Linked DNA regions of Homo sapiens: all the other regions are linked to region 3. A link is a loop called in an ENCODE intact Hi-C map of the cell type or tissue named here. Cell type or tissue: Calu3. All regions are shown on one strand. Region 1 overlaps GSDME (gasdermin E). Region 2 overlaps OSBPL3 (oxysterol binding protein like 3). Region 3 has its middle 32 kb from the start of CYCS. Region 4 overlaps OSBPL3 (oxysterol binding protein like 3).

The links. Peaks named below come from ENCODE experiments on the same cell type or tissue, not always from the same donor. Only the 100,000 strongest peaks of a DNase experiment are listed, where the experiment ranks them.
Region 1: it touches region 3 in a loop (4-fold over the local background); 7 of 110 quality-filtered maps call a loop at or near these places.
Region 2: a loop joins it to region 3, with 2.6 times the contacts of the local background. A loop is called at or near these places in 9 of 110 quality-filtered maps.
Region 4: a loop joins it to region 3, with 5 times the contacts of the local background. A loop is called at or near these places in 9 of 110 quality-filtered maps.

What each region holds. Positions count from the first base shown.
Region 1 is chr7:24,697,888-24,705,887 of GRCh38, reverse strand. GSDME (gasdermin E) reads left to right here. Exons shown (of 10, transcript NM_001127453.2): 9 at 3,055-3,128; 10 at 6,629-7,533. The coding sequence ends at 6,862. Among named protein-coding and RNA genes, the nearest start is that of GSDME, 56 kb to the left of the region's middle. RefSeq lists silencers at 800-969, 3,804-4,098. In Calu3, no CTCF peak of the experiment used is centred here; a DNase peak (open chromatin) is centred at 4,047.
Region 2 is chr7:24,878,442-24,886,441 of GRCh38, reverse strand. All of the region lies in intron 2 of OSBPL3 (oxysterol binding protein like 3), which reads left to right. Among named protein-coding and RNA genes, the nearest start is that of OSBPL3, 98 kb to the left of the region's middle. In Calu3, no CTCF peak of the experiment used is centred here; a DNase peak (open chromatin) is centred at 4,611.
Region 3 is chr7:25,089,689-25,097,688 of GRCh38, reverse strand. No RefSeq gene overlaps it. Among named protein-coding and RNA genes, the nearest start is that of CYCS, 32 kb to the left of the region's middle. RefSeq lists enhancers at 3,380-3,459, 3,480-3,529. In Calu3, CTCF peaks have their summits at 3,305 and 4,174 (motif pointing right); DNase peaks (open chromatin) are centred at 3,278, 4,188 and 4,728.
Region 4 is chr7:24,903,993-24,911,992 of GRCh38, reverse strand. The region is part of intron 1 of OSBPL3 (oxysterol binding protein like 3); the gene reads left to right. It also overlaps the pseudogene SNRPCP19. Among named protein-coding and RNA genes, the nearest start is that of OSBPL3, 72 kb to the left of the region's middle. RefSeq lists an enhancer at 1,164-1,313. In Calu3, no CTCF peak of the experiment used is centred here; DNase peaks (open chromatin) are centred at 4,242, 5,802 and 6,972.

The DNA.
Region 1 (8,000 bases), 390 kb after region 3:
CCTGACAGGCTGTGGTTCACTCCGGAGTCCCAGCAGAGCTGAGTGGCAGCAACTTTCATTTGCCAACTGCTCTCCTCCAGCATTTCAGTCCTTCTGATCTTTGCAAACTTGTTATTCCCCACCCTGCGTGCTCCTGTCTGGGGCAAGGGGGCTGTGGAGAGCATTCAACCATCCAATGTACTAGGCTGGGAGGCAGAGCTGTGGCTGGGCCCAGATGCACAGCTTCTGCACTGGTCCTGAAATGGCCTCCCAGGGGAGCAGCCATCCAGTTACTGTGGAACAATCTCTGCCACCTCTGTACCCCTCCCATCCGGAACTCGCCATGCCACAGTGCCTGTCACGAGGAAGCTGGGCTTCCTATTCCCTCTCAGAAAAGCCAGTTGTGGCAAACCAGTCCCCACAGCTTCCCTTCATGGTGACACTAGTCAGGACACATAGTTTCTGATACATTCAGGGTTCCTCCCTAGCACCACACAGAAACAGACCCAGTAATCTTCAGTTTTTAAAGAATTAATCTGAGAGAATGCCTGTCCCAACTCTATGTGCTGATAAATATATGCTCTGTCTTGTTCCAACTCATGGATAAATATAGTTTTGACTGGTAAACTGAAACAGGACATAAGACAGAGCCCTGCGGAACTCCACTAGAGACTTTCTCCCAATGTTAACATCCGGGTATTAGAGTCTTTCAGAACAGGCATTCTGTCAGGAGCTAATACACAGGCCAGAGTTCTCCGACTTGTGAGAGGTCTTTTCTTCATATACCCCATTACTTATTGCAGCATTTCTATCAATAGCCTGGATCAGTGATGCCAAGTAGGTAACACAGGGCCAGCATCATGAAAGCACCACAGTCCCCTTCTACTTGAGCCTAGACACAGCATCAAATTCTCTGCAACTGGCTGGGTGTGGTGGCCCCCATCTGTAATCCTAGCGTTTTGGGAGGGTAAGGTGGAAGGATCACTTGAGCCCAGGAGTTCAAGACCAGCCTAGGGAACATGGCAAGACCTCATCTGTACAAAAAATAAATTAGCCAGGCATGGTGGTGTGTACCTCTGTAGTCCCAGCTACTTGAGGGGCTGTGGAGGATTGCTTGAGCCCAGGAATTCAAGGATGCAGTGAACTATGGACGCCATTGCAGTCCAGCTTGGAAAAAAAAAAAAATCTCTGCAAGCTTGCACGCAGGCAGCAGGCCACGCAGTTGACACATAATGTGAGACTGACTTGCTGTTTCTGAATTGGAAACTCAGAGGTAGTGAAATCTTTAGGTGCAGCTGGCAATGTCTAAATTTTTCAACCAATCCTGCCCTTTATTTTTCTGAACTGTGATCTCATTTATATGTCAGTCCCAGTGGAGGCCAGGCTGGCATACAGCCCTTCCATTTGTGCTCTTGCTAATCCTCCGCCCTTCTGAGTTCATTTTTTTTCCTCTTAATATAATCTTCTCTCCTTAAAAACTGAGGAAAGTGCTGGAATAGAAAATGGGGTCTTCGTAGGTCCTCACACCAGTTTCTGGCTAATAGCTGTTTTCAGCACTTCAGTCCCACATGTGACCTGTCTCCTGGGAAGCTTCCTCCACTATTTTGTAACCTTAAGCAACTCCAAAGGTCTCAACTCCTTGGACTCTATTTGTAAAATAGAATTGGTACATGGAAGAGCAATCAAAATAATTTCAGTTCAAGAAACATTTAACAAGCTTATACTATGTTTTAGGCAGTGCTAGGTAAATATCAAGTCTTGGCCCTCCAGGAAATCAGAGTCAAGTAGTAAAATTAGTGGGTAAGCTCGGTAATGCAGATGCTGTTCTTTCATTTCTGTGCCCCTAGCACCTAGTGTACCACACTCAAGATAGCAGCTAAATGGGTAATATGGGACTCAGGTATTTCCAAGAATAAGAGATGAGGATGATGGTTACCTGGGTCCCAGGAGCCACCCTGGAAAGTGAAGGCAGGGCAGTAATGGCAGATGAGATGGCTGGGGACAGAGGCTCAGCTGGATACGCTAGGCCACATAGGCTTTCCGTCTTCACCTTCCTGCTTTGGGGTAAGAGACTACTTGAGAAACTGTGGATCTTCTCTTCAGACAAATGCATACACATTTGAATACCACATTAGGTTCTCTGAAAGAAGCATCCCCCTGGCTGCTGCCCCACCCCCTTAATAGCCTACACTCTCTCTTGAGAACGAGCCATGTACTCTCTGGGTCACACCTCAACAACACACTGTCTTTACAAATAAGGCTGCTAACACATGGCAGGAACAACTGAGTTCCTAACCAGTCCCTCGGCTACCTGATTCAGCACGTGACTCATTCTTTTTTGCCTTTTCAGCTCAAAGCTTGTACCCCCAAGGGACTATGGTCCTTTTAAGAACTGTATCTGTGTTTTCCCTGGGAGGTGTTTAATATCCACTTTGAATAACACTGATCTGGCATTCCCTTCCCTGGGGCTTGGCAAGGGCCCTTCTGGTGCAGCCCCTAGCCTGGCACAGCTCTGCTCCAACTTTCTGCTGTTGCTGCTCCTGGCCTCAGGCCACGCTGCACTGATAAAGCTACACTGCATTTTCCTCCCCAAAATGATTGGTGATGGGGTAGAGCCCTTTATAGTTTACACAGTATTCTGACATATGCAAAAACAAAACAACTATGGTAAATGAGGAAACTGAGGCTGAGAGAGGTGTACCTGAGGCTGCAGCCTGAATGTGTGGAGGGTCTCAAACATCACTCTTCTGTCACCAGATGGCAGGGTCTGCTTTTCCATGCTGTTTCCTTTCCTTCCCCCAGAGTCTGGGCAGTTCTTTCCATTTGGTAAATTGAATGTCAAGGAGTATCCTCTGTGGAATGCAGAGCTGGCAGCTGGGTTCCTACATCTGTTTTCTACAAGGTCTTTGCTGCCCATTTAGCACCATTCATTCACTAACTCAGCAACTGCTGAGTACCTCCCCTGCCTGGCTGGCGGGAAAGTACTAAAATATAAGTTAGGTGCCATCCAGGGGCTGGCTCTGTTCCCATGGACTTGTTTTTTTGGACTGTGACTGTGATTTTTCTCTCCTGCAGAAATGCCAGATAGCGCAGCAGCTCTGCTGGGCACTTGCTGCAAACTCCAGATCATTCCCACACTGTGCCACTTGGTAAGCAACCTCCCAGGTGGGACCTTAGAATGGATAGGAATGGGGAAATGATGAGGGGGTAGACATCCAGCAGCCGGTAAAACACCTCTAGGACTTACCACAACAGCTCTTCAAGACACATTAAGTAAGTATTGTTATTAACCCCACTTTTATACACATCCCACCCCATGGGAAGACTGAGACCCAGAGGAAAATGATTTGTCCAAATAACTTGTTAGCAGGTCCAGGACTTCATCCTTGTCTTTCGACTCCAACTCTTATACTTTTCCCATTGTTTGGAGAGAATTTTGGCCAAGGTTTGGTGTTACATTACAATAAAGGGGCCTGACACCATATTATTTGCAATGGCAGTTTTGTGCTAAGACTGGTTTGATTGAGCTCTGCAGCAGATTTGCCAGGGAGGTATCCAGGACTGATCTGTCCCAGGGAGACATAGCTTCTTTCATCCACTTTCAGGAATATCGTTAGCTTGGTGCCCCCTCTGGAAATGTCATTCTAAGAGCATGAGTTAGGTAATGATGAGCTTAGCCCTAGAGAGTCAAGATTAAGCTTTTCCTTTTTAAATTATAGATTGAGCCATTAGTAGAAAGAACCACCAACAGGTTGCCCTGAAGCCACCCTGATGGGGCAGCTAGTCTTGTGTAGCTTTTGCAGATGTTGCTCAGCCTGGGGCAGAGGAGCTGAGCACACACGGTCTGATTATTTTAAGGCCTAATTACTAAAGTCCAAGGCCAACCTGCTATGTTGGCCCAAAGGATCATCTCTCAGAGCTCTGCTGTCAGATCTGGGAAGCAGGTATTGGGGCAGACTGCCTAGACAGGACCCTGACATTTGGTATACATCTACTCTGGGAACACCGAGTAATGTGGTTGGTGCCTTTGTGCATAGCAAAGACATTAGAAGACTATGCAGCATGGCATCATTCCAAGGAGCAGATCAGGTATCACAACTGAAAGATTCCACAGGCCCAGAGGAACATGCATGCTTGTCCACTGACTGCAAAAATGGAACTACTTGAAAATGTGCCAGCATGTGTGTCCTGGGCCAGCTGAGGGTAAAGGCTGGTGGCACAGTCTGGTTATGGAAACAATACGTGCCATTATTCTAATTGTATGCAATGATGAGCAAAACAACAGCTCTGCTTTCAGATCTCAGCTCCTCTTGCAGCAACTGAGTGCTCAGCATTTACTAAGTTAGTCCTTCCCAAGTATTTACAGATTCATCAACTGCAACTGAAGCAAATAAAAAGAAAATCCTGCCAAGCCCATGTTATCTAACTGTTATCTAACCCCTTCTGTGACAAACTCACACTTAGCTGTCCTCCTCCCTGCAGATCAGCTCTAGGACATTTGTATTACCCCCAAGTTCTGCTCTGTTGGTGTTCTAAGAGCAGCAGCCAGAACACATTCGGAGTTCAGAATGGAAGGTATTCTGCTTCTGCACATTCTGCCTTTTGGCACTGCTCAACATAGTCAAAGACCTCCTTTTTCTGTAAAGACCTTCCTGGGTATCTTCACATACCTCCCCTCAGATTTGCAATAGCTCTATTTAAGACATCGAGGTGTCTGCCTCCTGAAGGAATTTGAGCGTCATGTTTCTTTAAGGGATTTACTTAAAACGGCACAAAATCCATCTGCAGCCCTGTCTTTTCTTGTCTAGTAGCCAGGGTAACTTTGAGAGGCTTTCTGAAGGGCTTTTGGGAGTACAGTGCCAGATACACTAACACATTTCCAAGAACTGGTGAAAGGGTGAGTTAGAATCAGTAGAGAATGTTAACTTCACTCCACCACCCTCTGGGTCACCGTTTCCCCCTTATACCTAGAAATGCCTGTGGGCAAAGGGGGTGGTGGATATTTAGAAAAGAAAGCCGAATGCTGCACAGCTCTCATCCACCAGGTGGTAAGGACAGGGAGCCTGCCATGCTGTTGACAGTCTCCAGCCTGCGCCAGTGGGGCTCCTCCTTAATTCACTGGGGTGTGATGCTGTGCTTAAAGAGCAGGTCTAATCTACTCTCTAAAGCACAATCAATAGTTTGCAGTCTGAGCCTAATGGTAACGTTAAGCCTGTGGTTACATTGTGTGAGTTGTATTTGGCGAATCTACAAGGTTCGTGAGGCTGATTTTGATAATAAACCCACAAGTACTTTTACATTCCAGTGAGTGCTACCCTTCAGTCTACCTGGACAAGCTGCATGACTTTCAAGATAGTCACCACTGCTCAGGAAATTTCTGGAATTTTTTCTTTTGGATTCCCTTCAGATTTCTTAAAATTCAGGCAAACTTTCTAGGCTTATTTCATTTTTAATTTAATTTAAAATTTTACTACTTACATTATTAATCAGATCTTGAATGCCTGTTTCAAAATGAAATCTACTGGTAAATTTGTAATTGCTTAAGATTTGTAAAATATTACGGGTACAGATCAAGACCCTAAAAGCAAATCAAATATTTCAAGTATGTGTTGAGCAGTGGAATTAGAGCAGCATCCAAAGTGACCTCGGTGAAGAACACATTGAGTGTCTGTGTTGTAGGCACGGCAGACAAGGTCCCTGCTCTCACGAGCAGCTTAGGGTTAAATAAGGGAAGGTGACTAAACACTATCAAGCAGATTACTTCAGATATAGTAAGTTTATGGATACAACATAATGGAGTAACATAAGGCTGAGTTCTGGGGCTGGGGGTAGCTAGATGGAAAGGGATTGGGAAAGGCCCTCAATGTGGCATTTCAGCTGACAACTGAGTGATGAGAAGGGGAGATCAACAGGGAAATTTGGAAGAAGGAATAACAAGGGAAAAGGTTCTTGAGGCAGGAAGGATAATTAAACTAAACTATGGTACCTACCTTTGAGGAGTTCATGCAAAGATATAAGAAAGTTCTAATATCTTCAGTAAAACAAAAACTAAGCATACTGCATATATGACCAAAGTACATTCTAACCTTTCTAATGTACTGGAGTTAATGGGACTAGTAGAAAGAGTTTGGAGAGTAGGGATTCAGACAGAGGACACTAGACAAATTGGATAGAATCAGGCCTGAGGTCCTGGCCTGGATCAAATATATCATGTTACACCTCAAGGGTTTTCCTGCTCTATTTGGGGAAATTTAAAAAACGACATAGTTGGCCAGGCGTGGTGGCTCATGTCTGTAATCACAGCACTTTGGGAGGCCGAGGTGGGCAGATCACCTGAGGTCAGGAATTTGAGACCAGCCTGGCCAACACGGTGAAACCCCATCTCTACTAAAAATACAAAAATTAGCTGGGCATGGTGGCGCACACCTGTACCAGCTACTCGGGAGGCTGAGGCAAAAGAATCGCTTGAACCTGGGAGCTGGAGGTTGCAGTGAGCCGAGATCACGCCACTGCACTCCAGCCTGGACGACAGAGCAAGACTCCATCTCAAAAAGTTTTTTCCCCCAGAATTACCTACAAGTGCATTACTATCCAATGTGGATTTTTTAGGACATTTTAAAAGTGAATTTGTTTAAATGTGTCATTTCAGCTTCGTGCTCTGTCTGATGATGGAGTATCTGATCTTGAAGACCCAACCTTGACTCCCCTGAAAGATACAGAAAGGTTTGGGATTGTGCAGCGCTTGTTTGCCTCAGCTGACATTAGTCTGGAGAGACTGAAGTCATCTGTGAAAGCTGTCATTCTGAAGGACTCTAAAGTCTTCCCACTGCTTCTTTGTATAACCCTGAATGGACTCTGTGCTTTAGGCAGAGAACATTCATGATGTCATATGTGAACTAGAAGTACGTGTTACTGGCCAAGGCTATTTTTCAGAACTGTTAAAGGTCATATGCACGTTAAAAGTTGACCAATGAAATGAATTTACAGAACAGTTTAAGAAGTGGTGACATTTTGCATGATGAATGACCTGACTTTTAGCCACCAGGTACTCTTTAAACAGTTTTCCTTATCAGAGGCCCTCCTGTGCTGGTGACCCAGCATCTGAGTTAGGTTCCAGCATGTAAAGAGCTGGGAGGGCGGAGAATTCTTAGCATACATTCAGACGTTTTTTCTGCACAATAATAAGTCCATCTGTCACTTGCATTCCACTTTTTGTTACATAGAAAGAGTCTGACCCTTTAATCCAAAAGGTCTTTTTACATTGTGAATGCTGTGGGAAGGCAATTTCTCTGCACACAAGAGGCTACGTTTTGGAAGTGATGTATGTTATTTGATGACTGAAAATGAACTGTAAATGCTCCTAGAGTATATTCCTCTGCTGAACAAAATTAAACTTCAAAAAAATCTAACAGTAACACACCCCTGCTTGGGACCCTAGCTATATGCATTTTATGTGACCTTGCCATGCTTCAGTGAACATACTAATTCTATGTCTAGCACATGTTGATTTCCTATGTATTCTGGGTATTCTATTAAAGGAAACTTTGAACTATGTCTATTTTGCTTTTTATTCTGTTTTGATGTCCTTCTATAAATAGCTTGGACTGGCTCCCTGTGTCCCTGATTCCATAGACAGGATCTGAGCCACTGGGGATGAGGGGTAGCAGTTGTTGGAAACATATCATACAGCACCTATTCTTTTTTCCCTGCAACATCATCCACTTATTCCCTTTCTTCCCTTCAGATTTTAATGAAGGTTAACAAGGAAGAATAAAGCAAATAACCCTTTCATCACTACTAAAAATGAGACTCTTTATGGAAATGCTTATATGTTGGGGGAGAGGCTATAAAATGGCACATGGTGGCAGCAGCTATACAGAAATAAGCCTTACATACAAACTGGAAAGGAATATGCAAAAGTGAAAGCAGTTGTGCTAAAATGGTGGCACTATACCTGCCTTTTGTCTGGTTTTCTGAAATAAGTAAAAAGAACAAACTGCAAACAGAAGGTATAATATGAA
Region 2 (8,000 bases), 210 kb after region 3:
AATGAAGAAGGGCTTCCCCATTGATTTTATTCTGGCAAATGATGGCATCCATAAATGTTCTTCTATACCTGTGGTCTGTGAAGGAACTACTCTATTGAACGTCTGGAACAAAAGTAAAGACGCAGCTCTAGAAACTGATGCTTGTTCTCACCGGTTTTGCTTTTTGCCTGCTGGATAACCTTGCCATGTTTTTTTTAACACATTCTGGGTCTAAGCTTTTTAGCTGCGAAATTTGGATAATTTTGCTTACTTTTGAGAACTAAATGAAACAGTAAATAAGAAGCATCTAGACTAGCATAGGGGAAACATTCAGTAAGTGTAGATTAAATTAATGAATGAATAAACATGCAGTTGCTTAGTAGAAAGATTACCATTCACAAAGTCTTGTAGATACATTAAGTGGGTTAAGGAATATCTAAGTGGGAGGGAGAATTGCTATTTTAAAATGTGTAAAATATGAGTAATTGCAATTTCCTCTTGTCTTTTTCCCACTGCCCCCTTACATTTCCTTCCTAGAATTTTCAAAGTAACACATTCCAGAGGCCAGATTAGCTTGATAAAGATGACCAAGTATGCTTTGTCTTTATCAAAAGAGTCCTATAGCCTTGAGTTTTATTTCTTCAGCCAATATGTATTGAGAGCCTGTTATTAAAAGGCCCTGAGCAGGGATATACGAAGCTATGAAGGACAGGACAGCTGAACAGTTCATCATAAATAAGAAATCAACTCTGATTGGAAAGAGTATGAGTGGTAAAGAGAGCACAGCCTCTATTCAGTTTTAAAGTGTATTGTTAGCATTTGGCATAGAAGTTAGCAATAGAGAGTAAATCCTGTCAAAATAATTGACAAGTGCTTCACTCATGATTGCAGGGGTTTTGAAATGGAGAGATCTATTGCTAGGTAAGTTTCCATACAATTATGCAATTCACTCTTGTCACCCTGCTGTTTCTGGGCTGAACTACAGTGGCTTGAACTCTCCCAGGGTCACCTGATGAGAGCTTATTTATGCAGGGTATTAGATTATGCCGCACTCCAGAGAGCCCAGCCTGGCTGGGCTCAGGGCCGGAACTCATAAAACAGGTGAGTGGAATGGGGAAGAATTTGCCAAGGAGGGAAAAGTGAATTAACACTTTAATAATGTCCAGGTGTTTATCATTTCAGCTGTCTGGGTATTGAAAATGGTTAGTCCCATTTCTTTCTTTTTTTTTTTTTTTGTTTTTGAGACAGAGTCTCACTCTGTTGCCCAGGCTGAAGTGCAGTGCTGCAATCTTGGCTCACTGCAACCTCTGCCTCCTGGGTTCAAGCGATTCTCCTGCCTCAGCCTCCTGAGTAGCTGGGACTACAGGTGTGCACCTGTAGTACCACCATGCCCTCAGGTGATCCACCCCCTTCGGCCTACCAAAGTGCTGGGATTACAAGTGTGAGCCATCACACCTGGCCCCATTTATTTCTTTCAATTTCATAATGTCTTTAGAGATACTAAGATTTAGCATCTCTAAATTTATTTCAGTATTCAGTATAGGCTGAATAAACACCACAAGAAAGTCCAGTCAAGGAGGAGGGACCTTGGAAACATCGTGGTTGTCTCACACTGTTCTATGATGATCATAGAAGAGGAGAGGCAGCGAGCATGAACTCTGGAGCCAGATGGCCAGTGTTTGAATCTCCGGCTGTTTATAAGTTGTTTGATCTTGGACAAAGTTAATACCCTCTCTCTGCCTTGTTTTCTTATTAGGTGTAGGTTGCTTAGTTTGAAGAGCGCCTGTAGTAGGAAGTGCTATGTAAGTGTTTGACAAATAAACATTCGCCTTTTGTGAGCAGAGGAGTCCCGGGAGCCCTTAAGCAATGTCACAGCTGCTTCCCTGCTTCATCTTTTCAGCTGGGAGGTGGGTGGCACAGTGCAGGGGCAGGCAGCTTGGCTTGTGTCTAGGCTGCTCTCAGGAAGACTCAGCATGGGACACTCGAAGTGAAAACTCTCCGATAGCATCTTCACAGCTCATAATATCCTTTCATGCTACCCTTTGGAGTCTCAGCACAACTCAGTGGGGTCTGTAATGTTTCCCCCACTGTGGAAAGGAAATACAGCCCAAAGATATTAACTGATTTGTTTGGAGTCCCATGGCTAATAAATGGTAGGTGACCCGGCAACCAACTGTTTGGAGAGCACTGGGTTTCTTTAGATGCTAGAAGACTTCTTCAGAAGTTAATTCAAGTTCCATGCCTTATGTACAAATGGTTGTTATTTAAACAAGCCTCCCTCAGCTCACATCTTTATGAATGCAGGGCCAAGAAGAACGTGGATGATTGAAGTAGCCTTAGGATCCCTGTTTGCCTGGAGCTGTTTTTTTTTGTTGTTGCTGTTGTTGTTTGTTTGTTTGTTTTCTAGTGGACCCCACTGAGAAAAATAATTAACTATATAGTTCTTATAGTTTTCTAGATTCTCATTTTCTGGGCCTTTTACTTCTCCTCCTTACTGCTGACCTTTTAGCCACCCCTATGGTTATAACATACCTCAGAGGCAGGAAGGCTGAAGAAATAAGACTGAGCTCTCAATATATTTCCACTCTGAGTAAGTCTTATAAGACACAAACAAACATTTGATATCAGAAGAGGTTAAAGTATCAGCTCAAATGACATATTTGAGTTGTCAGGACTTCTTTGTTCCTCTCCACATCCACAAATGACAGACTGTCAGCTGCATTCCACACTCTGAAGATCACGAGAAACTGAAATCTTAAAACACTTCCAGAAAGTTGCTGAACTGTCTGTATTGTTCTGCAATCCTGGAATAATAATCACAGCAAATATATTTGGGTGAGATTTAGAAATATTACTTTGATGAAAACTGCATGGGATGCCTTAAGAAAATAAATATATTTATTCATGGTTGGCAGTGGGCACATTTAAGATACAGGAAGGCAGAACCCTGGCCCAGATGCTCTGGTTGAGAGCACAGCATAGCAGCTGTACAAGGTAATGGAATGTTCTCAAGAAGCTATTGATGCAAATGTGAACTGAGCTGACCGATTCAATAGCTCTTTCCTGGGGAGGGGAAAGTCTGCTTCAGTAATTTGATAATATTAAAATACTAAAGGTCCAGAAGTGACAGTGCAAGAAGTAGGACAGAGGCACAACAGAAGACTTCCCTAGTGTCATCTGATATCCCTCTAAAACCTACACCCTGGCCCTACCGTCAAGTTCAGCTGTGTTTTCCACTGCATCTGTTCACAAGCCCACATCACCCTAAATCACCTCCTCTCTGTTCCTACTTCAGATGAATCACATTCCTGGCACATCTTGGCCCCGTGGTCCCTGGGGCCCTGTGTAGTGAGCTGAATCATAAAAAGACATGTTCACTTCCTACTTAATTAAACTAAAAAGTTTCTGCACAGCAAAAGGAAAACAGTGAACAGACTACCTGCAAAATGGGAGAAAATATTTGCAAACTATGCTTCCAACAGGGAACTAATATCCAGAATATACAAGGAACTCAAACAGCTCAACCACAACAACAAAAAACAAATAATCTCATTAAAAAACAAGCAAAGGACATGAATAAACATTTTTCAAAAGAAGACATACAAGTGGCCAACAAGTATATGAAAAAATGTTCAACATAATCATCAGGGAAATGCAAATCAAAACCACAATGAGATATCATCTTATATAAGTCAAATGACTATTAATACAAAGACAACAACATGTTGGTGAGGATGCAGAAGAAAGGGAACTCTTTCACACTGTCAATGGGAATGTAAATTAGTACAGCCTCATCAGAAAACAGTCTGGAGATTTCCCAAAGAACTAAAGAACTACCATGTGATCTACTGGGTATCTTGCCAAAGGAAAAGAAATAAATATATCTAAAAGGTACCTGCACTCATATGTTTATTGCATCAGTATTTACAATATCAGAGATATAAAATTAACCTGTTTCCACCAATGATTGCATGGATGACGAAAATATATACACACATGGAATACTGTTGAGCCATCAAAAAGAGTGAAATCATGTATTTTGCAGCAACATGGATGGAACTGGACCAGGTCATTATCTTAAGTGAAATAAGCCAGGCACAGAAAGACAAATATCACATGTTCTCATAAGTGAGTGCTAAAAAATGTATTCAGGTGGACATAGAGAGTGGAATGATCTAGATAATGGAGACTCAGCAGGTGAGGGTGGGGGAGGGAGGAGGGGGAGAAATTAGGTAATGGACACAATGTACGTGGTGATGGATACCCTGAAAGCCCTGACTTGACCACTATGCAAACTGTGTATGTAAGAAAATTGCACAGGTACCCTATAAATATATACACTGTTTTAAAAGAAAAAGATGTATCCACATCCTAATGCTGGAAGCTGTGAATGTTACCACATTTGGAAAAAGGACCTTTACAGATGTAATTAATTTAAGGATTTGAGATGAGTAGGGCAGCTCAGATTATCCAGGTGGGCCCTAAATTCACTGACAAATGTCCTTATAAGAAACACGTTCGGGAGAAGACAGACATAGAGGAAAAGGTGATGTGATGGTGGAGAGAGAGATTGGAGTGATGCAGCTACAAGCCAAGCCATGCCATGGAATGCTGGCAGCCACCAGAGGGAGAAGCAAGGAATGAATCCCCCTGAGATCCTCCAGAGGGAGCGTGGACCTGCCAACACTTTGATTTTGGACCTCTGGCCTCCAGAACGGCTAGAGAATAAATATCTGTTTATTTAAGCCACCAAAGTTTGTGACTGCTCATCAAGTTGGCCTCAGGAATCTAAGACACCCTGCTGCTTACTGTGTGTCATTTTTTCTGGGAGTCCCAGCTCATGTGGATCTAGGCTTTGGAGATTATGCCTGTCTGAACTCCTGCAGCAGGTTTGTGTGAATCTCCCATTTGACAATTTACAAATTTTCAACCTTGTGGTATCCCTTTTATTAACATTTGTAATGTATGTTAGCTTTTTGAGATCCAGCACTTGATTTTACATCTTTGTATCTCTAGTTCCTGATAATGAGCTTTGGACCTTTAAGCAGGGACCCCCCTATTAAAAAGAAGCTCCGTTACAAACTGGACTATAACATACTTGGCACTAAAGTCATTCCTTCTTTGATTTGTAAAGTTCTCTGAGATCTTAACATTGTCACTAGGTTCTCATTATGAGAACCAGTTATTGTGTAGCACTGTGAAAATAATTCACTTCTGATTTGGATCAAGATAAAGAAGAGTTTATTGTGCTAAACTTCTGCCACCTACTCCTGTGATTCTAAGTCATGCATGTGTTGATTAGTCAGAATGTATCTCTGCTTTGATTGCAAATTTCAATTAGCTCTGAAAAAATAGTTTTGAGCACTCTGTAAGAGAGAGCACTGTTCTCAGCTGGTGCTGTCCAGCAAAGCAGTGGGTCTCCTTGAAGAGTCATGAATGCCCTGTAGTTGGCATACAAGAGTATTATATCTGAGTGCAGAGTCTGTGATTCTCTTCTGTGCTCAGACACCAAAGGGCAGGGCTCTGTGACATGTCACTGAAAGGTTTTTTTTAAATTAAAATATAATAAAGGTAAAATATTAAAACAGTCCTGGGTGATATAAAAAGGAAAAATATCTCACCTCAGGCCCCAGTCCCATTCACACAGGAGCCTGTTTTGGAGTTTTTCTCCCCTTCATACAAGGTGTGTGCTCATGAGTTGGAGTCAAAAGACCTGGGTCCTGGTCCTTAAAAGCCCCTCACTCATTTTTCGCAGCCCCAAACAAATCACTCAGCATAGATTCCTCATCTCTAAATGAAAGAGCTGGGTAAATGACTTCTTCATTCTGTGTCACACTCTGAGACTTAAATATTCCATGATGGTACAGGAAAGCCAATCATTATGGTGTACTTTGAAGGCAAGAGAAAAACTCAGAAGAGACCCTTGAGTCACTTGGGTGGACAGAGCTATCTTGTCTTTATTGACTAAGCCACAAGTGTATGGAGGGCAGAAACATGCCCCTGGAACAAAAGACAGACTTGTTCCGCTGGGGGAGAGAGTAGGGGGGTGAGAGGCAGGACTGGTAGGGGAGGGTCAGTAGGTGGCCCTGGATGGGCTCAGCTGAGTGCTAGTTTGCTTCTAGGTGATCTTATCCACAGTGGACACTCAGCTGCGAGGTTCTGCGTGGGATCTCAAGACGCAGTCTGCAAATGGGTTCTGCCTCTTAATAGTTTGTGATCTTGCACAAACTAATTTGGAGCTTCAATTTTCTCATCTGTAAAATGAGGATAATAATGCTTTCATTATAGAATCACCACAAGGTACATATATTAAAAAAATAGTAGTTGTCACTTTTATAACTATAATCACTACCACAATAGCAACTATAAAAACCCCATCACCACCCCAGTGGGCTGCATGGCCAGAGAGGAATGACATTTATGGGCTGGATGTTTTCATCTTTAATAGTCTAAGAGACCCTGCTTACCGAACAGAGCATTAGGAGGAGAGAAAAATGCATAGAAGATGCTGTTTGTAGCTTTAAGGGGCTTGATACAATTAGGGGAATATTTAACAAATATTAATGGCTTCCCAATATATCTGAGGGGCCTAAAAACATGCCAAAGTAATTGTAGCCATAAATGCTGAGTGAGTGATCAACAGCGTGGAAATAGTCATATGTACATTGAAGTGTTTTTATTAATGCTATTTTAATTATAAATCCGTCTGTGGTCAATACAGTTGGAAAGCGTTTTTCTCTTTGGAAACTCAGGATGGGAATGACCTCAGGTGGAGCCACTGACAGAGCTGGCAGCCCACAGGATTTTATCTCCTTGTTGTCAGTATCAGCTGCTGGCAAGGACTGATTTTCCTTCCCTTTCTCAAGGGTTCACCACAAAGACAGCATGAATATTCTCCCATTATCTAAGTAATGAAGGCACCAGTGTTTTTGGTCTGTGGCTAACCAAGTAGTAAGACTTGAAACATTCTGGGGCCTGAATTATCTGGATATTCACTTCCCTAGCTCTGGCCTGAGGTTGGAGAGCTACATCTGTGTGTGAAGGGAAAGAAGGGATGGTGACGGTGGCGGGTGATGACTGCTACTCCCATTTAGTCATCAGAACCCAAGTGGGAGCTTCATTGCTCAGTCTCCTGTTTTCTTTAATCTTCTCACTTAGATCCCAAAGTCAGGGATTGTACTTGAGGTTATAGAGCTAATGCAAATGCTGCTGTTTAGTATGACATGAGTTTATGATAGAAGATTTAGAAAGGATCTCATAGCTCACTTGTTCTAAACTCCCTGCCAGTCTTGGAATCTTCTCTGTGGTGCCTCTGCCAGGTGACCACCAGCCTCTGATGGAGCACTCCAGAGACTTTCATAGATCAGCCATGTTTTTGCCATTTTTCATAGCACTCATTAGATAGTAAGACAACCCATCCTTTAGGCAAAGCTGGAATCCAGGGCCTTGTAGTTCCCACCCGTTAGTCCTGGTTTTGCCTTCAGATTCTGTCAAGTCAAATCCCAATTTTTTGAGACAGCCTGGTCTCCTGGAATGTGGCTACTCAAGTTGGGCTTATGGTCCAGCAGCAGTGATAGCCTCATCTGTGCAGGTGCAGAATCTCAGGCCTCCCCCAGACCTACTGAACTTAAATCTGCATTTTTAACAAGATCTCCAAGTGATTGACATGCAAATTACAGTTTGAGAAGCACTGAGTGAGAGCTCATACACTACCTTTCTCCCAACTAATTTTTTCTTTTCTTAAAAATTGCCATTGCTATCAGGCCTGCTGGTGCTAAACAAACAAACAAAAAACCATAGCTGAGAAACATTTAACAAGAAACAACAACTCCAGTTCTCAGTGATTGAAATGTGAGTACAGTTTTGGTCTAGCATCAGTTAAAGCTGTCATTCTATTAATTGAAAATCTATTGACAAGTATTGTCAGTGTTCATAGAACAATCATAAAAGGTAATATTGATGATCGTTAGCCTTTCTTAATAGGCCGTGGAAGATCTTGAATGCCTTTAAAATCATTAAAG
Region 3 (8,000 bases):
GTACTGTCCGGGTGCAGTGGCTCACGCCTGTAATCCCAGTACTTTGGGAGGCCGAGGCAGGCGGATCACCTGAGGTCAGGAGTTCGAGACCAGGCTGGCCAACATGGTAAAACCCCATCTCTACTAAAAATGCAAAAATTAGCTGGGTGTGGTAGCTGGTGCCCGTAATCCGAGCTACTTGGGAGGCTGAGGCAGGAGAATTGCTTGAACCCGGGAGGTGGAGGTTGCAGTGAGCCGAGATTGCACCACTGCACTCCAGCCTGGGGGAAAAGAGCGAGACTTCGTCTCAAAAATAAATAAATAAATAAATAAATAAATACATAAAACTACATTTGGTAGCAGTTATATTTCTTATTTTGGGAGAGTCAAAGGACAAAGAAGATTTTTAAATGATACCCAGATTTTAAATCTGTGTGTCAGAGAAAACCACTAATAGAAATAGGAAAGAGTTGGGGGACAATGGGAATTAAGGTTTTGCCATGAATATGAGGTGCAGGTGGCAACTATCAACGAGCCGTCGGAAATGAGATATTGGTACTTAGGAGAGATAGGGAGGAAGATACCTGTTTAGGTCTCATTGGCACGGAAAGATTATTGCATGGATGGGATTACTGGGGAGGAGCGTGGAGAAAGAAGAAATGAGGCCTGAGGGGCCAGGCGCAGCGGCTCACGCCTGTAATCCCAGCATTTTGGGAGGCCGAGGTGGGCGGATCACTTGAGGCCAGGAGTTCATGACCAGCCTGGCCAACATGGTGAAACCTCATCTCTACTAAAAATACAAAAAAATTAGTTGGGCATGGTGGCATGCACCTGTAATCCCAGCTACTCGGGAGGCTGAGGCAGGAGAATCGCTTGAACCCAGGAGGCGGAGGTTGCAGTGAGCTGAGATTGCACCACTGCACTCCAGCCTGGGTGACAGAGCAAGACTCTGTCTCAAAAAAAAAAAAAAAAAAAAAAAAAGTCCGGGCACGGTGGCTGACGCCTGTAATCCCAGCACTTTGGGAGGCTGAGGGGGTGGATCACCCAAGGTCAGGAGTTCAAGTCCAGCCTGACCAACATGGTGAAACCCCGTCTCTACTAAAAATACAAAAATTAGCTGGGCATGGTGGCGGGTGCCTGTAATCCCAGCCACTCAGGAGGCTGAGGCCGGAGAATTGCTCGAACCCAGGTGGCAGAGGTTGCAGTGAGCCAAAATTGCGCCATTGCACTCCAGCCTGGGTGACAAGAGCGAAACTCCATCTCAAAAAAAAAAAAAAAAGAAAGAAAGAAAGAAATGAAAAAAGAAATGAGGCCCAAGGACAGTTTTAGGGAGCTAGGAAATAAAACCCAAGAAAGGCAATGACAGGATAGGGAGGATAGATGTCATTTGGAAAAGGAAAGAGTAAGAGAGTAGTATCAAATGCTGCAGAAAAAAACAAAAAGGACAAGGACTGGATTTTTCCATTTAAAAATCACCAATGACATTCGAGAGGACAAGTTTCAACAGATACGTTGGGTTAGAAGTTAAATATTAACCAGTTAACCCGTAGGTGGCCCTGGAACATCTTGTCATATCAGGAGCAAGAAAACCCTCATCTTGGAAGTCAACTTGAAAAGGATAACACTGGCCAAAGATGGGTTAATATGAGTGTCAATAAGGATAGTAATGGTATTAGTTCTCTATTGCTGCTGTAAAAAATTGCCACAATTTAGTGGCTTAAAACAACACAAAGTGGCACTTCTATAGGTTAGAAATCCAACCCATGTCTCACTGAGCTCACATCAAAATGTCAGCAGGGCTGTGTTCCTTCCTGCAATTCTAGGGAAAAATCTGTTTCCTTGCCATTTTCCAGCTCCTAGAGGTTGTTGCCTGCATTCCTTGGCTGGTGGCCACCTTCCTCCATCTTCAAAGCCAGCAATGGTAGAGTCTTCATATTACATCACTCTGCCCTCCTCTTTTGCCTGCCTTATCTATTTGTAAAGACCTTTGTGATTACGTTTGGCCCACTGGGATAATCCGGGCTAATCTCCCTATTTTAAGGTCAGCTGATAAGTAACCTTAATTCCATCTGGAATCTTAATTCCTCTTTGCCACATAACAGCATACAAGTTCCTGGGATTAGGACATAGATCTCTTTGGGGGAAGCATTATTCTGTCTACCACAGCACTACAACAGATTGACACACATCAAATATGTTTAAATGCATGAGTTCAAGATAATATTATATTAAGACAAACAAACAAAACTCACTGCCAGGAAACTGACACAGTGCTTTTGAAAACTGGTAAATAAAGAGAAACGATCAACTATTTGTCCTGCCTTTCCTGTAAGGACTCTTACCTTGGTAACCAAAAAGTTGATAAAGTTTTCTTTATAAAAGTTACTACCTGGAAAGCTAATACATGAGCAGCAGGTGCCACCATTTCCCAATGCTCAGTGAATTAATGAATCTGAGCAGTGATTATCAGTGATGGCTAACATCACAAAAACAAAACAGATATCAGGATATTCTGTCTTCTGACAGGAATACAGAATACCACCTGCAACTCCTTCTTGCCAACACAACTGATCCCAAAACTAGTGAAGCCTCCAGCTTCAACCAACAGTTTACAGGAAATACAGGGGATAAAGGAACACACGAAATGACCACATAGGTGCAGTGAACAAAACCCAGACTGTGGGAAAGTCCACGGGACAAATGACCTATTTCTTCAAGAAATCGTAAGAACAACAACAACAAAGATAGAGGGCAACTTATTGTTGGAAGACTTAAAAATGAAACATATCAACAATGACAATGCATGGATTTTATTTGGGTCCAAATTCAAGCCAACTAACTTAATAATTTATAAGGCAATTAGGAAAATGTAAATAATGACTGCATGAATAACTGATGATATTAAGAAAGTGTTTGATTTTCTCAGGTGTTCCAATGAAATATTTACAGATTAAATGACATAATGTCTGGGATTTGCATCAAAATAACCTAGAGGCAAGGCCAGGAGTAGGTTGGGGAACAGATGAAACAAGAGTGGACAAGATGGAGACGATTACCATAAACTGATAATTGTTGAAGCCAGGTAATGGGTTCAGGGAGTTTCATTATACTGCTTTCTTTCTCTTTTTAAAAATACTTGCAGTTGTCTACAGTTAAAGAAAAATATCATTTAAAAAGGTGGTTGAGCCCGGGCGCAGTGGCTCACGCTTGTATTCGTGTTTCCACTGAGTCAGCTGCAGGCTGAGGGGAGAAAGCTCTGCCTGATCTAAGTACTGCATTACATTTTGTGTCCACTGGGCGGCAATATCAACATTTGATCCTGCCTGCCACTAAATCCTCAGGAGGCAGCAGTGCCAGATTACATCTGTGTCTGTGAAGTTCCACCTTTCCCGCTTCTGATCATTTTCTTCCCCCATTCTCCACCCTGTCAAACGTGGAGCTGCCAGAGCCACGGTGACTGGGAAAGAGGAGCAGACGGTACAGGCTAGGAAACAGAGAGGAGGCTGATCTTCCCACCTTTCCTCAAGTTGGGGTAGAGGAAAGGCTTTCATCTTAAAGACTTGCATTTTTGTTTTGTTTTGTTTTGTTTGTTTTGTTTGTTTGTTTGTTTGTTTTTTGAGACGGAGTCTCGCTCTATTGCCCAGGCTGGAGTGCAGTGGCGCGATCTCGGCTCACTGCAAGCTCTGCCTCCCGGGTTTATGCCATTCTCCTGCCTCAGCCTCCTGAGTAGCTGGGACTACAGGCGCCCGCCACCATGCCCGGCCAATTTTTTGTATTTTTAGTAGAGACGGGGTTTCACCGTGTTAGCCAGGATGGTCTCGATCTCCTGACCTCGTGATCCGCCCGCCTCGGCCTGCCAAAGTGCTGGGATTACAGGCGTGAGCCACCGCGCCCGGCCTAAAGATTTGCATTTTGACTAATGCATGAGATAAAATTTTAACTAGTGGCTTGGCCCTAGACAAGACCAGAGGATTTTTTTTTATTACCTAAGAGTAGAGCTGATACTGAGCCAGTCCACACCATTATGGCCGGACCCATTGTCAAAATACTCAAATCTCCTGTACTAGTTGGTAAATAGCCCCAGCCTGCACCCCTGGTGTTCACTCACCCACCGCCCTGGCTGCCATGACCCTGATGCTGGAACCCTCCATGAGCCCTGCCATGCAGAAACTAAAGAGGTCACACTTGGCCCAGCAGGGGGCCCCCAAGAGCTGCTCCACTTTGGCCAGTGTGAGTTCCAATTGGGGTTGCAGCTGAAACAATTATTAAGATTGGCCAGAGAAATCACGGGACAGGGAAGGGCAGGAACCAGTCCCACTAAGCCTGTGGGGGAAAGGAATAAAGTTATTTTCACTGTACTTCCTTTTGGTTAAAGTACTGATTACACAATTATTGACATACTTAGGAAAATCAACAACCACAATGACAAAATGAAGGAAATGAAAAAGTCAGAGTTGCAGGGTATAAGATACACCTATGCAAATAAACTGCATTTCTACACCAAGTTAAATTTTAAATGATTAAAAATTCCATTCATAACAGCAAAAAGGCACTAGTAATTCAAGACAGGAGATTTTGTCAAGGAAGTAATTTCTTTTTTTTTTTTTTTTTGAGACGGAGTATCGCTTTGTCGCCCAGGCTGGAGTGCTGTGGCGCGATCTCGGCTGTTTGCAACCTCTGCCTCCCGAGTGAAAGCGATTCTCCTGCCTCAGCCTCCTGAGTAGCTGGGATTACAGGCGCACGCCACTGTGCCCGGCTAATTTTTGTATTTTTAGTAGAGACGGGGTTTCACATGTTGGTCAGGCTGGTCTCTAACACCTGACCTCGTGATCCGCCCGCCTCAGCCTCCCAAAGTGCTGGGATTATAGGCATAAACTACCGCGCCCGGCCGGAAGTAATTTCTAAATCCCGGGAGAAGATAGAAAAAAAAAAAAAGCAAGCCACATGAGCATGAATGGAAGAAGACTAAACATGGGAAGATGGTAATAGGATCTAGGTCACTGGTTTTCAAAGCACGTTCCTTGGATCAGCTTCTCTACTAAGAACTTGAATATGGTATCTCTCACCCTTCACAGCATCCCTATCGGCTGGACATCATCACCCACACTTACCAATGAGGAATGGAGGTTAGAGGGGGTAAAGTGCTCAGCGCCTGAGGTCCCTCCCAGAGTTTCTAAGTGGCAGCACCAGGGTTCAAATACAGCTCTGCTTGACTCCAAAGCTATATTTTTCCTACCAAACAAGGCTGCCTCCCAATTTTAATAGGATGTGGTAAAAATAATTTCGTAGATGGTAAAGAGCTACAGAATCGAATCCTGATTAAGTACAGCATGCTCTACTCCCCTGCTCCTGAATGCCAAGAAGCCCTAGGCACTTCCACACGTCTTATGTGTGTCACTTTCTTTGGGTTTCTATTAGCACAAGTTTAGATCACAACATTTTCAGAGCTGGTAAATCAACTGATTTGCTTGCATTTGAGCAGGAAACGTAGGCTGAGTACCTTATGGCCAATCGGTTCTCACTGCAAAAGGGCAAACCAAATTGCATCACTGGCTACACTGGAACCAGAGGAAGAAGACGACTTCAATGAAGAACTCAGACCATTGTCTGAGTGGGCTCACATGCTGGCTCCATTCAAACAAACCTGTTCTAGCACAGCTCAAATTGGCCCCTCTCTGTCCTTAGCAAAGCATAGGAGAGAGGATGTATTTCACCTTGGTAGCCACATCAGGTGACAGATTTTAATCCCCTGGGGAAAATACTCAAGATTAATGTGGCCAGTTGGGTGACAGTGCTGAATTACCTCACGCTCAGATTTCTTTCACAGATCAAGTGCTAATTAACATGATATAGACCAGTGACATATTGTAGCTATGGTAATTTCCAGGAAAAAGTCCATGCCTATGTATATACGTATATATATGTACGTTCCTACATATATATAAAAGTACATATATATAATTTTCTTTTTAAAAATTTACCCTTTTAACATTTGTTTTAAAAATTATCTTAAGCAGAATCATATGAGTTTACTAATATTATATTCTGTATTTCAGCTTTTAAAAATCCTGGGTCTTCCGTTTAACAAAATTTAACAAGATTTGCCAATCTTGCCTTTGTTCACGACCAATATTCCCCAAAGCCCCTGGTTTCACTAACACTAATTATAAATGGGCTTTTGATGGTTCAACTGTTCCCTATGGCAAGATGAAAAGGCTTCCAGAGAGAAGGCAAATCTCAGATTCTTTGTCCTTGTATCCTTTTTCTTCTCTCAGAAGTGCTTTTACCTGACATCTCAAGAGTTAGAAATTCACAATCTAGTAGAAAAAGTAACACCCACTACCAGATTAACAATTAATTCAGCACTGCCCACGGAGTGAATCACAGGATTTCCAGTAGTGCACAGAATACTCAATGGGACTTCACTGCTGGCTGTAGCTAATATAGCTGGGGAGAAGTCCAGGAACAGAATTAAGAAAAGGAAGGAAGTTTCTCTTGTGAGGACAGTCAAGCAGGTTTAATGCATCCTTAAAATTACACATTTTAAATGATTAGTATTTAAAGAGAAAATGTATATGATTCTCTCTTTCATAATTCTAAGATTTTCAGTCTTCATTTTCTTATCTGTCTCCTTTTTGATCTGTAAAAAACCACATTTTATCCAGAGAAGCCTGGGAGATGGGTCAAAGGTTTGTGCCCTGCCTCAGAAATTTTCAACATCAGCTCACAGTCACATATGTCAGCAGCTGTTGCACCTTGCACTTGAGTTAGGGGGCCGTCTTCTAAATCAGGACTTCCCTAGGGCACATGAGAAGCCAAGGGCAAGAAGAGCTCATTTTTCAGGCGTCTTTCTGATCATATTAGAAATGTTTAAAATAAGGACAGGCTCTGATATCATTAGATTTAAGGCCCGAATGTCATTTCAGTCTCAAGAGGACTCTTAAAAATAGGCCATTATATGGAGAGCACTTGCAAGGCTCCAGGGGAAAAGGTGCTCAGAGTAAAAAGGATTATGATATTTAACAGGCACATTTTGCACATTCTAAGAAGTTGGGGGCGAGGGAGAAGCATTACCAAGTCCATCATTGTGCATATATTACAGCATATAAAGGTTGCCATTGTACTTGAGTTTGAGTTTCCGTCTGTCAAGGTTACATTGACACACGTACATTTGCTATCAGGAATGTCTGGACTCCCTTGACAATGAGAAAAGAAAACACTTCTGTGCTTATGGTTGTTGGTAACAATAATGGGGTTGAAATCTGTCAAAGCTGGGGGTGAATGGTGAGGAGGGCCCTTGCACTAAGTCACATATAGTTAAGCTGTGAGTGGCGCACTTGGGAGGGTGTGTTATCCTATCCCACAAAAGAGGAGGGCTGACTTGTGTACCTAGCATTCAGCAGCTTCAGGGTCTTTTCCTGTCACTGCAATTTTCTATACGTGATCTTTAGAGTTTTCACTATTACAGCTTTTCTATCTCTAATAATGGAGCAATCTAGCTTCTTCACATTTGTGTTGATAGTGTGTTATGTGTACTTGTTCTGGCCTGATCTAGCAAATGAAGTTTGCTAGCTGTCCTCTAGCAAACACACTGAAATGCAACATTCACCTCAAGACCTTTGCTAAAGATGTTTTTCTTCCTTGAGACAAAGTGTTGCTCTGTCCCCCAGGCTAGAGTGCAGTGGTGCGATCTCTGCTCACTGCAGCCTCTGCCTCCCAGGTTCATGCTATTCTCCTGCCTCAGCCTCTCAAGTAGCTGGGATTATAGGCGTGTGCCACTATACCTGGCTATAATTTTTGTATTTTTTAGTAGAGACGGAGTTTCACCATATTGACCTGGCTGGTCTTGAACTCCTGACCTCAAGTGATGCACCCACCTCAGCCTCCCAAAGTGCTGGGATTATAGGACAGGTATGAGCCACTGCTTCTGGCCTAAAGATTTGATCAAAAAGACAGAAAGCTCTGTGACTTTGGTGAGCCTTTGAGCCTCTGTTTACTTGTGAGAATGATATTCATAATAT
Region 4 (8,000 bases), 190 kb after region 3:
GGAGAGAATAAAATAACCATGTCATTGTTAGCATTGGGAACAGAGGTGCTTTTAGGTTTTTCTTGCCTTTTAGCTCTAGTCTACCAGTAACCACCCCACCTTTTTAAAACCTGTTTACTCTGCCTTTTCCTTTTATGTCTCTCTTTTTTCCAGTTTGCACTAGTTTAAAAGTGTCTCAGGTTAAGTTTTTTGCAGTAATCTTTCTTTCCCCTAGAAGTGAGTAAAACTTCCTGTATCCCTTTTTCTCCCCACCTATGTTCCCTAAATTAGTGATTCTCTTACAAGGAATTATTATCGCCCCTGCAGTTTTGGAAGGATACCTCCAAAATATATCTTGGGGACTTCGATTTATAGAATTTGGTTTAAGCTTAGATTCTGAGTCCCAGGGTTATTTTTAGTTAAGTGGACAAACAAACTTGAAGTGTGTACATCTGATACATGACCCACTAGGGTATTTTGTTTCTTGTTATTTGAGAGTGTTCAGTTAGCACTTATAGAGCATTACCCATTGTTAGCTGGCTGTTTACATTTCTGAAAAGATGATAAGTTGATTTTTGTAGGAAATAGGGAAGTTTTAAAACTTCATGCTCACATTTCATAGTAACTCAATTGATAGTCTTTTTAGATAAGTAATGAAATGCTGCCTGTGGTTGCCAATTGTTAAAACTCTACCAAGCTTCCGCAAGCAGTTGTCGGTTAAGGGAGCGTAATAACACCCACTGATAAAATTCAAACCACCAGATGTTATTTTAAGTTCTTGGGTGGTGCTATCTTTTCTTACCCTTTAAACTGCTAAGTCACATCCTGCTTTGCATTTCAATTTGGTATAAATTGGATGCAGCAGACATAGGTCTGGCATAAGATGCTCAAACAAAATTAAATACCAAAATTAAAGAAGGCAGTTCTGTGGAGTAAATCTGTCATTTCTGGATGCAAGATTATGTTAGAGCAGTGGCTCAACCCTTGCTGTGTATCCAAATCACCTGGGAGTGTCTCAGGATGCCCTTGCCCTGGCCTCATCCCCAGTGTCTGGACCAGTTAGTATGAAATGGCACCAGGCTTTGGGATTTTGTAGAAGCTTCCCAGGGTGATCCTGTCACGCAGCCGGGGTTGAGAAATGTTGCAGGAGGTGCCCCTCCCGACCCAGCTCACAGCTTTGTCCTCCATGCTTCTCTCTACCTAGTCAAGCCCTATCCACATCTTCACGGCTCCCTGCAGGCCACCTCTTCCTAAGCTTTTTCTCACAACTCCAGCCCCACTGAGCTCTTCCCTTGTGACTGCCCATAGCACCTACCAGATGGCCCACCCTGGGGTGTGTTCTGGCTTGTTTCATTTGTGACATCTTATCTCCTTGATCACAGTGGTTTCCTCCTTGGATTAAGTTTCTGTCACTTAGTTTCCATCACTGAAGGGTTAGCACAGCAGTGGACACATAGTAGTTACTTTATAGGATATATACTGAATTGAGTTTTCATCAGTGTGCCTGTCTTCTTTTTGCCACCTGTCTTTCCACTGTAGCTTCCTTTATTAGCCCACATTTATTCATAAGTATTTCTTCCTTGTAAGGTGTTGAAGGACAAGTAAGAGTAGCTAAGCTGCAGAAGGAGGAGGAAAACTCAGCCCATTTCTGATTTCTCCATTCAGGAATGGAGGAGTTGTCATAGGACCTATGGACTCATCTCTCTCCATTCAGAACATTGATTCATCCTGATCTGTAGTGACTCTTGGGACCACGTGGGTGATAAATGCAACATGAAAGGGGCTGGCTTGCTGGAGAAGGTGAAAATGATTTGAAGATTGGATGTCTACCATCTATCCTATTTTGAGCATTTGGGATTATTTCAGGCCAGGGTAATACACACCTTCAAATTGAAAATAGTAGCTTTCGGCCAGCCACGGTGGCTCACACCTGTAATCTCAGCACTTTGGGAGGCCGAGGCAGGTGGATCACCTGAGGTCAGAAGTTCGAGACCAGCCTGACCAACATGGCGAAACCCCATCTCTACTAAAAAGTACAAAAATTAGCCGGGCATGGTGGTGTGTGCCTGTAATCCCAGCTACTCATGAGACTGAGGCAGAAGAATTGCTTGAACCTGGGAGGCAGAGGTTGCAGTGAGCTGAGATCTGAGCTGAGATCACGCCACTGCGCTCCAGCCTGGGCGAGAAAAGCAAGACTCTGTCTCCAAAAAAAAAAAAAAAAAAAAAAAAAGAAAGAAAAAAAAAACAGTAGCTTTCCTTATTTTGTCAAATAATGAAAAGGATTCTTACTGCCATAGGTTCCTGTTTCTGGCACAGGAAGCTGGCCAGGACAGAGGTGATTGGCAGCTTTCTGTTAAGACGTACAGAGGTGACCTAAGGTTCCTAATTTGAAGGCATGCCAGCTTCTTAGGGCCAATGTTATTTGTGCTATACCTGTGTAACTGAGAGATTCAAAAATTAGGTAACTTTAACACGATTAAAGTTTATTTCTCTCTCATGTAACTGTTCAGATATTGTTATTCCTTGGCTGGCATGGTGACACTATGGTCTTCAACCAGTGTGTCTTTCATTTCTGGGTCCAGCTATCACCACCTCCCAGCTCTCAGGAATGGGGAAAGGGCAGGGAACATGTGTATCTCTTTTTAGGACCATGACCTGGAAGACAAACAACTCTGCTCACATCTCATTGGCAGCCCTTAGTCACAAGCCCCTACCAAGCGGCAAAGAATGCTAGAAGTGAAAGCCTCTTATTAGATGCCCATGAACCACATTAAAACTCGAGAGTTCTATTATTAAAGAAGGGGAGAGTGGATATTGCTGGATAACAAGCCAAGGCATGCATGCTAACTTACCAAAATATCAGATCTATCAGTTATCACCCCGTTCACTGGTTTGGGTAAAAACACTCTAAATGTCAAAAGAAACCTCAAATGTATCATGAGTTCTGTGAAGTCATGGTAGAAAAGTAGAGAACTTGAGGGGGATGTTTGATGTCTCTACTTTTTGGGGAAAGGTAGACCATGTGCTTGAAAAGGACACGCAAAGTAACTACAGCACAGATAGTGTTGATAAGCCGAGTTTGGTTTGTGGAGCAGGCTCTTGCCATCTTTTGAGGACAAGTGTGTTTGGCAAGAGATTTGCTAACTTGTTTAAGAGAGTTGAACTGAAATTTGATGGGAAGGAAAAAACGTTAAAACTTGATTGGCTAGAGAACAACCGGCAGAGCAAAGATAAAAAGACCAATAACAGAGGAGGAGAACATCAGTAATTTCTTTTTAAAAAAGCCTGGGCAGCTGGTTGGTAAAATACCTGCAGCTCTTTGCCATTGTGCAGCTTATGAGAATGAAGCAAAATAAACTTGAAACATTAAAACTTGGATATAGATAGCATCACTGGATCTGTCTCACCACGGTTAGCGTGGTTCTCGTGACTAGAATATGATTTTAGAAGGGGATGTTTTACTGTAAAGAAGCAGTCTTGGGGAAATCTAGACCTTAATGATGAATCCCTGGGTAAAGAGGGCATGGTAGGGAAGAAAGATTGTAATAGGATCAGTATTATGGATGGCCAGATAGAGGCTATGGAGGGCGCTTTCTTCTCAGAAACTGAAACTTTAGAATGAATACCACATGTGCTGATAAAAAGGAGATTCAATCAGATAATCACCCACTGGATGTTTCATTCGGCTAACTTCTGATAAACTCTTGACTTGTTTTGCCGATCATTTAATTTTTAAGAAGACTGAAAAAATAATGCAGAGAATGATAGCTCTGGGTTTCTTTCTGAGCCAACAAGGAAGCATTAACTAGTGATAGAAAGTGGCAGGAACCAGGAAATGAAATCCCCAAAGAAGGATGCTTTGGGCATAACATCTCTATGGTACTAGAAATATTTGAAACAAGTCAGAGAAAAGAGAGAAATGATGTCTCTTGTGGCCAAAGACTTAAAATGGCAAGGAGATCTCACAAGGAAGGAATAGCTGAAATATTCTGAAATACATAAGTAATCCCAAATGATTCCAGTGAACAGTAAAGACAGAAGTCTCCTATGGGAATAAATAAATGTGCTCACACTGAGAACTCTTTCCTTGGCTCAACAAAGATTGCTACCAGTCTTTGTAAATTACTTTCCACAGAATGTAGAGGTGAATAAAATGCAGTCCCGAGTGAGATATAGACCCAACATCTAGCAGTCAGGATATGAAGAGTGAGTCAGAGTGCAGGAAACGTGACTAATACTTTCAGGTAGCGCAAAAGGAAAGCAGAGTCCAAGAGGAAACAAACGCATTTGGGGTGGGAGAGGGGTTGAGAAAAGGCTTCATGGAAAAGGCAATGCTGAAAGTGATCTTCGGAAGATGGAGGACTTTGCCACAGACGGAAGAGAGAAAGTGGGTTAGGAGGGTGCTCCATAAAGAAGGACTCACTAGGAGAAAGGGAGAGTGCAGAATACAGGGTATGTATATATGAGTTGTTAGAGATGAAGTTTGAGTGATAACAGCCAAAGTGTAACTGAGTGATGTCTGGCAAGGACTATGCTGAGTGTTTTACATGCATTATTTTAGTCAATCTTCACAAAACCCTGTGAGGTTAGTACAGTTATTCATGCCTGCTTTCACATGACGAAGCAACTCAGACATTTAGCCACAGAGTGAGAGGTAGATCCAGAGTCCAAAACCAGTGAAATGCAACTATGTAGTGGAGGGTTTTGCCTGCCAGGCCTTGCTATTTTACTTAAGCTTGTAGGCATTGGGAATTTGGAGCAGGGGAGAGCCTGGCGATAAATTGAACTAGGGAATGGATATAAGGATTGAAGTGCTGGGAGAGAAAATGTGGAGTCAGTTGCAGGGCCTAATGGTGGTCTAAAATGGATAGGTTGTTTTGAGAATAGAAGAATATAAAACACATTGGGGGGTGATGAGGTCAGTGTCAGGGAGAGAGAGAATCTACACTACTGGGGGCTCTGGGAGAGGGAGTTTGGTTGGATTAATAGAGGGTGGGTATCTTAATCAGAGTCAGGGAAGCCAGTGGCAGGTATTAATATCAGCATGAGGGAGTAATGAGCATAGGCTTGCTGTTCCAGTGATGAATCCAGGGGCCAACACCAGGCTGGGGACTGGAGTGTGGGGGTAGGGAGCAGTGTAGAGGCTTTACTAAGGTAAGGGGCCTGTAAAGATGATCAAGAGCTGAAGTGCATAGAGAGAAGTGGATGAGGGACAAAACTTTGGTGACTGCCCATGGAACTGGGAGAGAAAAGGAGACAGTAAGCAACACTTTAAAGTTAAGAGGTATCAGCACTCCTGTGTTCACAGAAGCACTGTTGATGATAGCCAAGATGTGGAAACAACCTAAATGTCCATCAACAGATGAATGTGTGAAGACACTGTGGTAGGAACAGAGTGGCCAATGGCCTGGAGAGCAACATGTCCATGTGTGATTGTGACTACTGCAATAAATACCTCACTCATGACTCTTCATCTGTGCAAAAGATACTCTACAGTGATATCTACAAAGAGAATATGAAAGACTGCTGTCAGAATGGGGTGGAAGAGCAGCTCAGAGCCTGATGGACGAAACAATGGCTGCACTTCAACAAGGAAAGGTTCCTCCTACTCCATTCTCTGCCTCTCCCCAGCAGGGGCAATGATCCCACCTCCTCGCAAGTCTCCCGGCTCCTCTTTGCCCTGGTATGATGCCTGCACCTCCTATAAGTGGCCATCCCATGATGTCAGTGATGGGTTCTCCTCCTCCTGGGATGATGCCAGTGGGACCTGCTCCTGGAATGAGGCTGCCATGGGAGGTCACATGCCAATGATGCCTAGGCCTCCAGTGATGGAACCTCCTACCTGCTCCGTGATGATGCCTGCTGAGCCCAGAATGACTCACTATGCAGATGAGGACAGGAGGGAGGCCTCTTTATATTAGTTTCCTATTACTTGTTCTGCTTCACCAGGAGATCATGGTGCTGTGACTCTGGGTGTTTTCTTTTTTTTTGAGATGGAGTCTGACCCAAGCTGGAGTTCAGTGGTACAATCTCAGCTCACAGCAACATCTGCCTCCCAGATTCAAGCAATTCTCCTGCCTCAGCCTCCCAAATAGCTGGGATTACAGGTCCCCGCCACCACACTTGGCTAACTTTTGTATTTTTAGTAGAGACAGGGTTTCAACCATGTTGGCCAGGCTGGTCTTGAACTGCTGACCTCAAGTGATCCACCCACCTCGGCCTCCCGAAGTGCTGAGATTACAGGCCTGAGCCACCACGCCTGGCCACTGGATGTTTTCTTAACAGCATGGCAAGGAAGACTTACGCCCTCTTCCTATCAAAGAGAATAGTTTTGGAGCCCACACTCATCAGTATGGAGTCATGACTCTTAGCCCTGGACGCGTGTCAGAATGTCCTACGGAGCTTATTCCACTTCAATCATGGACTCTGGGCTGGGGCCTGGGCAGCAGTGTTTTGTAAAAGCTCTTCACTAGTTTGCAGCCAGGGTTGGTAATAATTGATCTAGACTTTTCAGAAATTTCCTGTCTGTTTCTAATAATCTTCACAGAATCTACCCAATTTTCATTTTCTGATACCTATCTCACTCTCCCTCATCCGGCATAGCTTACTGTCAGGTCCCATGAAGACTGAAGTCATTCAGTCCCCTCATCTGTTTGGGCTAAATTGGTATCCAGAACCCATTTAGCAGAGCTGGGTGCACATTTCCTATCTCTTCTCTGTCGTGGGTTTCAAGTTTGTCTTCTCTGTGGTTATTTTATTCTTTCCCGTTAGTACGTCTCCTTGAAGAAAAAAGATGGAAAACAACTGGGATTGGAGCAATCCTCTTGACCCCCGATGCTTTGTGAAGAGTTTCCACACCCAGAAGCTTATCTTCTATTTGTGCATCTGGCTCTGGCTATGTGTCCACAAAGCCCTTTAGTTTTCACCACTGCTGTTTGCAAGCCTTGGGTTGCTCCTGATACCAGTCCTCCAGGCATTATTCCAGCATGGTTGTGCAACACTCCTGATTATGAGCCTGGCAGTACACTGTTCTAGTTCCTCTTAACTTTATTCACACACACACACACACACACACACACACACACACACACACACCTGTATATTATGATCAGAACACTTCACTGAAACTCTGTATCCATTAAACAATAACTGGTATTCTCCCCTCCCCCCAGCCCCTGACAGCCACCATTCTTCTTTCTGTTTCTATGAATTTGATTATTTTAAATATCTCATATAAGTGGAATCATGCCGTATTTGTCCTTCTGTGACTGGCTTATTTCACCTAGCGTAATGTCTTCCAGAGTCATCCATGTTATTGCCCATTGTAAGATTTCTTTAGTTTTTTACAGCTGAATAATACTCTGTTGTATGTACAGCTGTATGGGGTACTGGTTCGGTGATCGCCACAAATACCAAATTTCATGGATGTTCAGGTTCCTGATATAAAATGGCAAAGTATTCGCACGTAACCTATGCACATCCTCCTGTATATTTAAACTATTTCTAGATTACTTACAATACTTAACACAGTGTAAATGCTATGTAAATAGTTGCTGTACTGTGTTGTTTTAAAATCTGTATATTTTCATTGTTGTATTGTTATTGCTGGAATACTTTTGCTCTGTGGTTGGCTAAATCCACGGATGTGAAACCTGCAGATACTGCGGGCTGACTGTATATACCACATTTTCTTTTCACTGAAAGAGTTGACAGTTACATTTTAACATTTCAACTGTACTTTTTCTGTCCCACTTCTCCCCTCCAAAACTACTGTCTTTGTTAGGAAGAGGGAGTAAGTCTTCCTTGTCATGCTGTTAAGAAAACATCCAGTGGCCAGGTGCAGTGACTCACACCTGTAATCCCAGCACTCTGGGAGGCTGAGGTGGATGGATCACTTGAGGTCAGGAGTTTGAGACCAGCCTGGCCAACATGGTGAAACCCCATCTCTACTAAAAATACAAAAATCAGCCAGCTGTGGTGGCATATACCTGCAATCTCCGCTACTCGGGAGGCTGAGACAT